2 separate regions of the Homo sapiens genome follow, and region 2 is linked to region 1. A link is an interaction called in ENCODE POLR2A ChIA-PET data of the cell type or tissue named here. Cell type or tissue: GM12878. All regions are shown on one strand. Region 1 has its middle 39 kb from the start of RP2. Region 2 holds the start of LOC124905183 (a long non-coding RNA gene).

The links. ChIA-PET counts read pairs that join two places held together with the same protein. Peaks named below come from ENCODE experiments on the same cell type or tissue, not always from the same donor. Only the 100,000 strongest peaks of a DNase experiment are listed, where the experiment ranks them.
Region 2: POLR2A ChIA-PET joins it to region 1 with 6 read pairs; 1 of 35 experiments calls an interaction of 5 or more read pairs at or near these places.

The regions. Positions count from the first base shown.
Region 1 is chrX:46,796,512-46,800,511 of GRCh38, reverse strand. No RefSeq gene overlaps it. Among named protein-coding and RNA genes, the nearest start is that of RP2, 39 kb to the left of the region's middle. RefSeq lists enhancers at 3,629-3,678, 3,769-3,818. In GM12878, a CTCF peak has its summit at 3,728 (motif pointing right); a DNase peak (open chromatin) is centred at 3,752.
Region 2 is chrX:47,511,447-47,515,446 of GRCh38, reverse strand. It overlaps LOC124905183 (a long non-coding RNA gene), which reads left to right and starts at 1,586. Exons shown (of 2, transcript XR_007068224.1): 1 at 1,586-1,745. It also overlaps the pseudogene NUS1P1. RefSeq lists enhancers at 1,676-2,175, 2,176-2,677. In GM12878, no CTCF peak of the experiment used is centred here; no DNase peak of the experiment used is centred here; H3K4me3 peaks cover 569 bases.

The sequences.
Region 1 (4,000 bases):
AGGCAGAGACAGAGGATGCTTGAGCTCAGGAATGCAAGACCAGTCTGGGCAACATAGCAAGACCCCATCTCTACAAAAGAATTTAAAAATTAGCTGGACATGGTGGCGTGTGCCTGTGGTCCCAGGTACTTGGGAGACTGAGATGCGAGGATCACTTGAGCCTGGGAAGTCGAGGCTGCAGTGAGCTCTGATTGCACTCCAGCCTGGGCAACAGAGTGAGACCCTGTCTCAAAAGTAAAATAAAATAAGGATGGTGCTGCTGATGATAGTATGGTGCTTTCATAGAATTGTTGTGAGGATTAAAAGAAACAATGTATGCTAAATCAGAGTAGTTAGTAAGTGCTCAAAATCACTATTAAATAATTGACCAAAGATTAAAATGTTTTGTAATACTGAATTTGATTAACAATTGCTCTTATTTTATTAGGATTTGACAGAATTTCTTGAGATGTTTTACACGACTCAGCCTATTAGCATCTGTTTTCCCCCTGGTAGGATTGACATGTGTTAACATACCCATCGCTAGATTCCTATGGCAAGAACAAGAAGTTCACCTGACGAAGCATGGGCTGATCTACCTGGCCCCTCCACCTGAAAGAACCAAATCTATGATGACATTTATTTTATTTTATTTTATTTTATTTTATTTTATTTTATTTTATTTATTTTGAGACGGAGTTTTGCTCTTGTTGCCCAGGTGGGAGTGCAATGGCATGATCTTGGCTCACCACAACCTCCAACTCTGGGGTTCAAGTGATTCTCCTGCCTCAGCTTCCCGAATAGGTGTGACTACAGGCATGTGCCACTACACCTGGCTAATTTTCTGTATTTTTAGTAGAGATGGGGTTTCTCCATGTTGGTCAGGCTGGTCTCGAACTCCCAACCTCCGGCGATCCACCTGCCTCAGCCTCCCAAATTGCTGGGATTACAGGCATGAGCCACTGTGCCTGGCCTTATTTATTTCTTTTTGAGACAGAGTCTCACTCTGTTACCCAGAATAGAGTGCAGTGGTGCGATCTTGGCTCACTGCAGCCTCTGCCTCCTGGGTTCAAGCAATTCTCGAGGCCCAGCCTCCTGAGTAGCTGGGATTACAGGTGTGCACCACCACACCAGCCAATTTTTTTGTTGTTGTATTTTTAATAAAGATGGAGTTTCACCATGTTGGCCAGGCTGGTCTCAAACTCCTGACCTCAAATAATCTGCATGCTTTGGCCTCCCAAAGTGCTGGGATTACAGGCATGAGACATCATGCTGGCTTATGATGACATTTTCAAGGTAGCATTTATTAAAGACCTTCTCCCTTTCCCACCTTTCAAGGCAATGTCTGTAAGTTGACTCCTCGCTCATAATTTTGATGTGATTCAGAGTCTCTGTAAAGCTCTAAGGCTTCAGGCAATAGAAGTTTTATGTAATTTTTTTTTCTTTTTTTTTTTTTTTGAGACAGAGTCTCACTCTGTCACCCAGGCTGGAGTGCAGTGGCATGAACACAGCTCACTGCTGCCTCAAACTCCTGGACTCAGGGTCTCCTCTCACCTTGGCCTCCCAAAGAGCTTGGACTACAGGCACACACCACCACACCCAGCTAACTTTGTTATTTTTGGTAGAGACGGGGGTCTCGCTATGTTGCCCAGGCTGGTCTCAAACTCTTGGCCTCAAGGGATCCTTCCTCCTTGGCCTCCCAAAGAGCTGGGATTACAGGCATGAGCCACTGCACCCAGCCTCTTTTCCCAACTCTTACACTGCCCTTAAAAATAATACACTGCCATGGCCCAGCACAGTGGCTCACACCTGTAATCCCAGCACTTTGGGAGGCTGAGGCCGGTGGATTGCCTGAGCTCAGGAGTTCGAGACCAGCCTGGATAACATGGTGAAACCCCATCTCTACTAAAATACAAAAAAATTAGCTGGGTGTGGCAGCGTGCGCCTGTAGTCCCAGCTACTCAGGAGGCTGAGACAGGATAATTGCTTGAACCCAGGAGGCAGAGGTTGCAATGAGCTGAGATCACCCCACTGCACTCCAGCCTGGGCAACAGAGCAAGACTCCGTGTCAAATAATGATAATAATGATAATAATAATAATAATAATAATACAGCGCCCTGTAAAAAATATTTTCAGGCCAGATGTGGTGGCTCACACCTGTAATCTCAGCACTTTGGAAGGCCAAGGCAAGAGAATCTCTTGAGGCCAGGAGTTCAAGACCAACCTGGGCAACAAAGCAAGACTCCCTATCTCTGTACTTTTTTTTTTTTTTTTTGAGACAGAGGCTCATTCTCTTATCCAGGCTGCAGTGCAGTGGTGCAATCTCGGCTCACTGCGGCCTCCGCCTCCCGAGTTCAAGTGATTCTCTTGCCTCAGCCTCCCAAGTAGCTGGGATTACAGGCACACACCACCACGCCTGGCTAATTTTTGTATTTTTAGTAGAGACAGGGTTTTGCCATGTTGGCCAGGCTGGTCTTGAACTCCTTACTTCAGGTGATCTGCCCACCTTGGCCACCCAAAGTGCCGGGATTACAGGTGTGAGCCACCGAGCTTGGCCAAAATTTTTTTTAAAAGATAAAATAAATTAAAAAATATATATTTCCAGTGCCACTGACCTCCCCTGTTATAACGAGAGGTCATGACAGGATGGATGTCTCTTATGTACATGTGCTGGAAACAAGTTCAATGTGAAGTGAGAAGACAAAGCAGGAACCTGGGGTGGAGGGAAGGTGAAAGAAACAATAATAAATAAAGATGTAGTCAGAAATTCTTAATTTTAATGCCTTACCCTCCAATGCCCAGGCTTGGACTCTTATGCGTTTTCAGTTTTGCCCATTCACAAATTAGTTTCATCTATAAACACAAAATTGACTCTTCATTCTTAGCTCTCCTTATTTCAAAAGGGCCAAAGAATCTGTAAAGTAATTCTTGTTGTATTTCCACAGATTTTGTTTTTATGTCTGTATTAAAGTTTAAAATAACAACAATAAACAATCTTGTCTGGGGCCGGGCACAGTGGCTCACGCTTGTAATCCCAACACTTTGGGAGGCCAAGGCAGGTGGATCACTTGAGGTCAGGAGTTCAAGACCAGCCTAGCCAACATGGTGAAACCCCCTCTCTACCAAAAAATACAAAAACTTAGCCGAGCATGGTAGCGTGTGCCTGTAGTCCCAGCTACTCAGGAGGCTGAGGTGGGAGAATCGCTTGAGCCCGGGAGGTGGAGGTTGCAGTGAACTGAGATCGCACCAGTGCACTCCAGCCTGGGTGACAGAGTGAGACCCTGTCTCACACACACACACAAAAATCTTGTCTGGTTTTGAAGTGTTTTCAAAAGATTTTCGAAATATTTTACCAGTTTCAAAGAAAACTTGGTATTTAGCATTTTATGTATTATCCACAATTCAACTTATTTGAATGTAATATAATTGCTGTCAGGGAGCTAATGAGAACTGATATACATTTGACTCTTTTGTCCTTTTGCAAATTGCAGTGCCCAAATACAGAGATGTTTCTTTAGGTTTGGGCAAGTCTGGTGAGACCATCTGTGACCTGCACACAGATTTGCTAAAGGACTTTTCTTTAAAAAATAGAACAAGGTGAAAATACTGTAAAGAAAAAAAATTTAGGTAGATGAAATTCTTATCCCATGATGGATGATAGGATGGGAAAGACTAACTCCCTTCATACAGGTCTCATGAATAGGAAACAATACCCATAGCGGCATCGATGGATACAGCCAGCAGGTGGCAGCAGGGGGCCGTGCCAGAAGAATTTACTAACTTGGAAAGGCCCTAGCTAAACTGCAACATGGGCCTTTGGGCTTAGGAGACAGCATCTGTGAGTGGTTGGAAGAGGGTATGATGTGTTTCCCAGCAGAAAAAGAAACGTGAAAGGGTCTTCCAGAAGCCCAGGATTAGCATCTGGTGTCTAAAATGAAGGACCCAGGCCGGGCGCGGCAGCTCATGCCTGTATCCCTGCACTTTGGGAAGCCGAGGCAGGTGGATAGCTTGAGCCCAGGA
Region 2 (4,000 bases), 710 kb before region 1:
TGATGTAATCAACTTATTTACACCTGCCCCATTACACCTGCCATAAATTGGAGAGCTGGATCATGCCATGTTTTGGCAGGGATGAGGGGACAGAGGAACTTCATGTCCAGTAGTTGAGAGCAGCTCAGACTCCAATAGTTGATCTGTTGGTTTACCTTTTCCTACTCATGCCTGCTCCTGATAAGCTGTGATTCTCTGTATTGCTGTCTTTCCACTTTTTCAGGGCATCAGTTTGCCCTGTGCCCTCAATTCTCTGACAAATCTGGGAAGAGTTGTTTTGTTTCCGTTTGTTCAGCTCTTTTTCTTGTGAGGATGGGAGTGACAACTTCCAAGCTACAAGATAGTGACTGGTGGGCTTCTGGGATATGGGTGCTCTAGGGGTCAGTGGTTAGAGGCCATATGACTGGTGCCTGTGGGGTAGCTTTTGTTCCATGTGGTCTGGGTGGGGCCTTAGTCTTATGAAATCTATGCTTCTTAGTGATTAAGTGTTTGTAATTAAGGGGTTTGGGGATGAAGTAAGTGAGTTTTGGGGGGACAGTAGATGGAAGTGATTATGGATCAGTGTTTGTTAATCAACACCAGATCCTGGGGTCAGTGTTGCTGAGCGTGTGAAGCAGTGATTAGGAGCCTTTGGAAGTCAGAAAACAGGGTGTTCTATGGAGGTGATTTATAGCGTGTGTACTGGGCCAGTGATTCACAGCCCAGAAATGTCAACGATTGCATCTCTAGGAGATAATTATTAAGAAATAGAATATATGACTCTTGAACATCTATAACAACTCCTTCGTGGTGGGTGGAGCAGACTGTGCATTGTAGGATGTTTAGCAGCATCTCTGGCTTCTACAAACTAGATGCTGATAGCACCTCATTGTGAAAATCAAAACAAACGTCTACAGATATTCCTGAATGTCCCGTGGGGGGCAAGACCACCCCCTGTTAAGACTCACTGCTAGACTCTCGGCTCAGCCTGGCATGGTGGCTCACACCTGTAATCTCAGCACTTTGGGAGACTGAGGCGGGCAGATCACCTGAGGTCAGGAGTTGGAGACCAGCCTGGCCAACATGGTGAAACCCCGTCTCTACTAAAAATACAAAAATTAGCCAGGTGTGGTGGTGCATGCCTGTAATCCCAGCTACTCGGGAGGCTGATGCAGGAGAATCACTTGAACCCAGGAGGTGGAGGTTGCAGTGAGCCAAGACCGCGCCCCACTGTACTCCAGCCTGAGCAACAGAGCGAGACTTTGTCCCATTAAAAAAAAAAAAAAAAAAAAAAAAAAAAGACTCACTGCTTTAGAGAGAAGGCCAAAAGCTCACACTGAATATAAATGATTTAACTCACCTAATAATGAAAGAGGATCTCAGATTGGATATATGAATGAAATAGAGCTATATCCAAGCTTAAGGATGGGAATACTTGTAATGGAGAGGTTGAAAATGAAAAAGTGGGAGACGTTTTCGTAAGCATGTTAGGTCCGGTTATGCAGTTCACTGCTGCCCTACACATTCCAATTTGGGGAAGTGACTGGAGGTTAAAGGTCATGAGAATTCAGTTCTGGAATATAGAGGAAGATAACGGTGGAGTGATGTATTCCAGGAGAGCGTGTGGTTGATGGGAAAGTTTGGAGTCTTCATCATGCTGTTAGCAGGCAGCAGATGTTTCATTTCGAGGATGTCTGTGAAAAGACAAGCATCCTTGGCCATGTGGACTGACTTGATTTTAAAGTGAGGTTTGGGGCTGGTGGCAGGTAAGCTGCTTTCTTCTATTCTTTTTGCTTGTATAAAATAGAAGGCATGGGAAGATGGCGGCGGGGGCGAGGTGAGATGTTGGCAGTGGAAAGGGGTTCGGGCTCGGGGGGCGGGGGGACGCGGAGCGATGGCCCGCGCGGCCGCAGGGGCGGATAAAAAGCCGTCGCGCTGCGGGAGTGGGCGGGAGGGAGAGGGGTTGTCCGAGGGCCACAAGAGTATGACGGGGCTGTACGAGCTGGTGTGGCGGGTGCTGCACGCGCTGCTCTGTCTGCACCGCACGCTCACCTCCTGGCTCCGCGTTCGGTTCGGCACCTGGAACTGGATCTGGCGGCGCTGCTGCCGAGCCGCCTCTGCCGCGGTCCTAGCGCCGCTCGGCTTCACGCTCCGCAAGCCCCCGGCAGTCGGCAGGAACCGCCGTCACCACCGGCACCCGCGCGGGGGGTCGTGCCTGGCAGCCGCACACCACCGGATGCGCTGGCGCGCGGACGGTCGTTCCTTGGAGAAGCTGCCTGTGCATATGGGCCTGGTGATCACCGAGGTGGAGCAGGAACCCAGCTTCTCGGACATCGCGAGCCTCGTGGTGTGGTGTATGGCCGTGGGCATCTCCTACATTAGCGTCTACGACCACCAAGGTATTTTCAAAAGAAATAATTCCAGATTGATGGATGAAATTTTAAAACAACAGCAAGAACTTCTGGGCCTAGATTGTTCAAAATACTCACCAGAATTTGCAAATAGTAATGACAAAGACGATCAAGTTTTAAATTGCCATTTGGCAGTGAAGGTGCTGTCTCCGGAAGATGGAAAAGCAGATATTGTAAGAGCTGCTCAGGACTTTTGCCAGTTAGTGGCCCAGAAGCAAAAGAGACCCACAGATTTGGATGTAGATACGTTAGGCAGTTTACTTAGTTCAAATGGTTGTCCTGATCCTGATTTAGTATTGAAGTTCGGTCCTGTGGACAGCACATTAGGCTTTCTTCCCTGGCACATCAGATTGACTGAGATTGTCTCTTTGCCTTCCCACCTAAACATCAGTTATGAGGACTTTTTCTCTGCCCTTCGTCAATATGCAGCCTGTGAACAGCGTCTGGGAAAGTAGTGGTCATTGGTTGCGTAATTTGATTTGAGGCTTGTGGAGGAAAGGACCCAAGTGACTCTGATGTTTACAAAGCACCTATGAAACCCTGTACACACCTGGTTCATAATCCTCATAATTTATCAACAAACACAAAAAAGTGTCTTACTTGAGAGTGAGTGTGTGTGTGTGGGTGTGCACGTGCACACATGTGCACGTTTGTATGCATGGAAATAAACTTATAAATGGGGACGTATTGGAGAAGGAAATACATAGACCTACAACTTTGAGCAAATAGCAGTGATGTTTTAGGAACTGAAATGTCACACTTAAAGTCTTCAGCCCAGCTACTTCCCTATTTTTGTGGGGAGAAGAGGGCCTGATTAGAACTGTTCTGGTTGTGTTTGGCGGGAGGGGAATAATTTTTGTTCAGTCCTTCTTAGTGACCAAACTTTAATTTTTAAGAATAATATATTGACTTACTGAACTGAAGCATTCTGAGTTGAAAGGAGCTCCAGAGGAGTGGAGTTCTGTGTTGCTCACATGTTAAAATCTTGCTCACCTTCAGAGCAGAGGGAATACCTATCTTCAGATATCCGTCCATTTTCATCTCTTAATTGTAGTCAAAAGTATGACTTGAGAGTGTTGCTCTGGTATTCTGGGTTCTGAAGTCTGGTATTCTGGTATTCTGGGTTCAAAAGTATGACTTGAGAGTGTTGCTCTGGTATTCTGAGAGTTGCTCTGTATTCTGGGTTCTGAAGATTATTTGAAAAATAACTCCTACTACATTGAAATGCAGACTTTTAAAAATTTAAACATTGGATTAGGCAGTCAAAAAAACCAAGCAAGCATAAAAGGTCAATAAGTTGTAATCTTGATAGTAAAGGTGGAAAACTTATTATAAATGGAAAGAAAGTTTTGGTTTCCTTTTTTGTTTGATGGGCAGTATGCCATATTATACCCAAAGTTCTTTTAAAAAATATTTCCATCAACCATTTTTATTTAAAATAAACATTTGAGGGAAGTTACCAAGGCAGCTTTTTTCCTCAAAAGTAACCTGTTCCTCTTTGGAATAGCACATTTTAGGGGCATGGTTAATACCTGAGATTTTTACTCAGTAAATCCTGATGGTTACTGTGTGTAAAATATCTTTAAGTAGGATTGAAGGCCTCTGTGGGG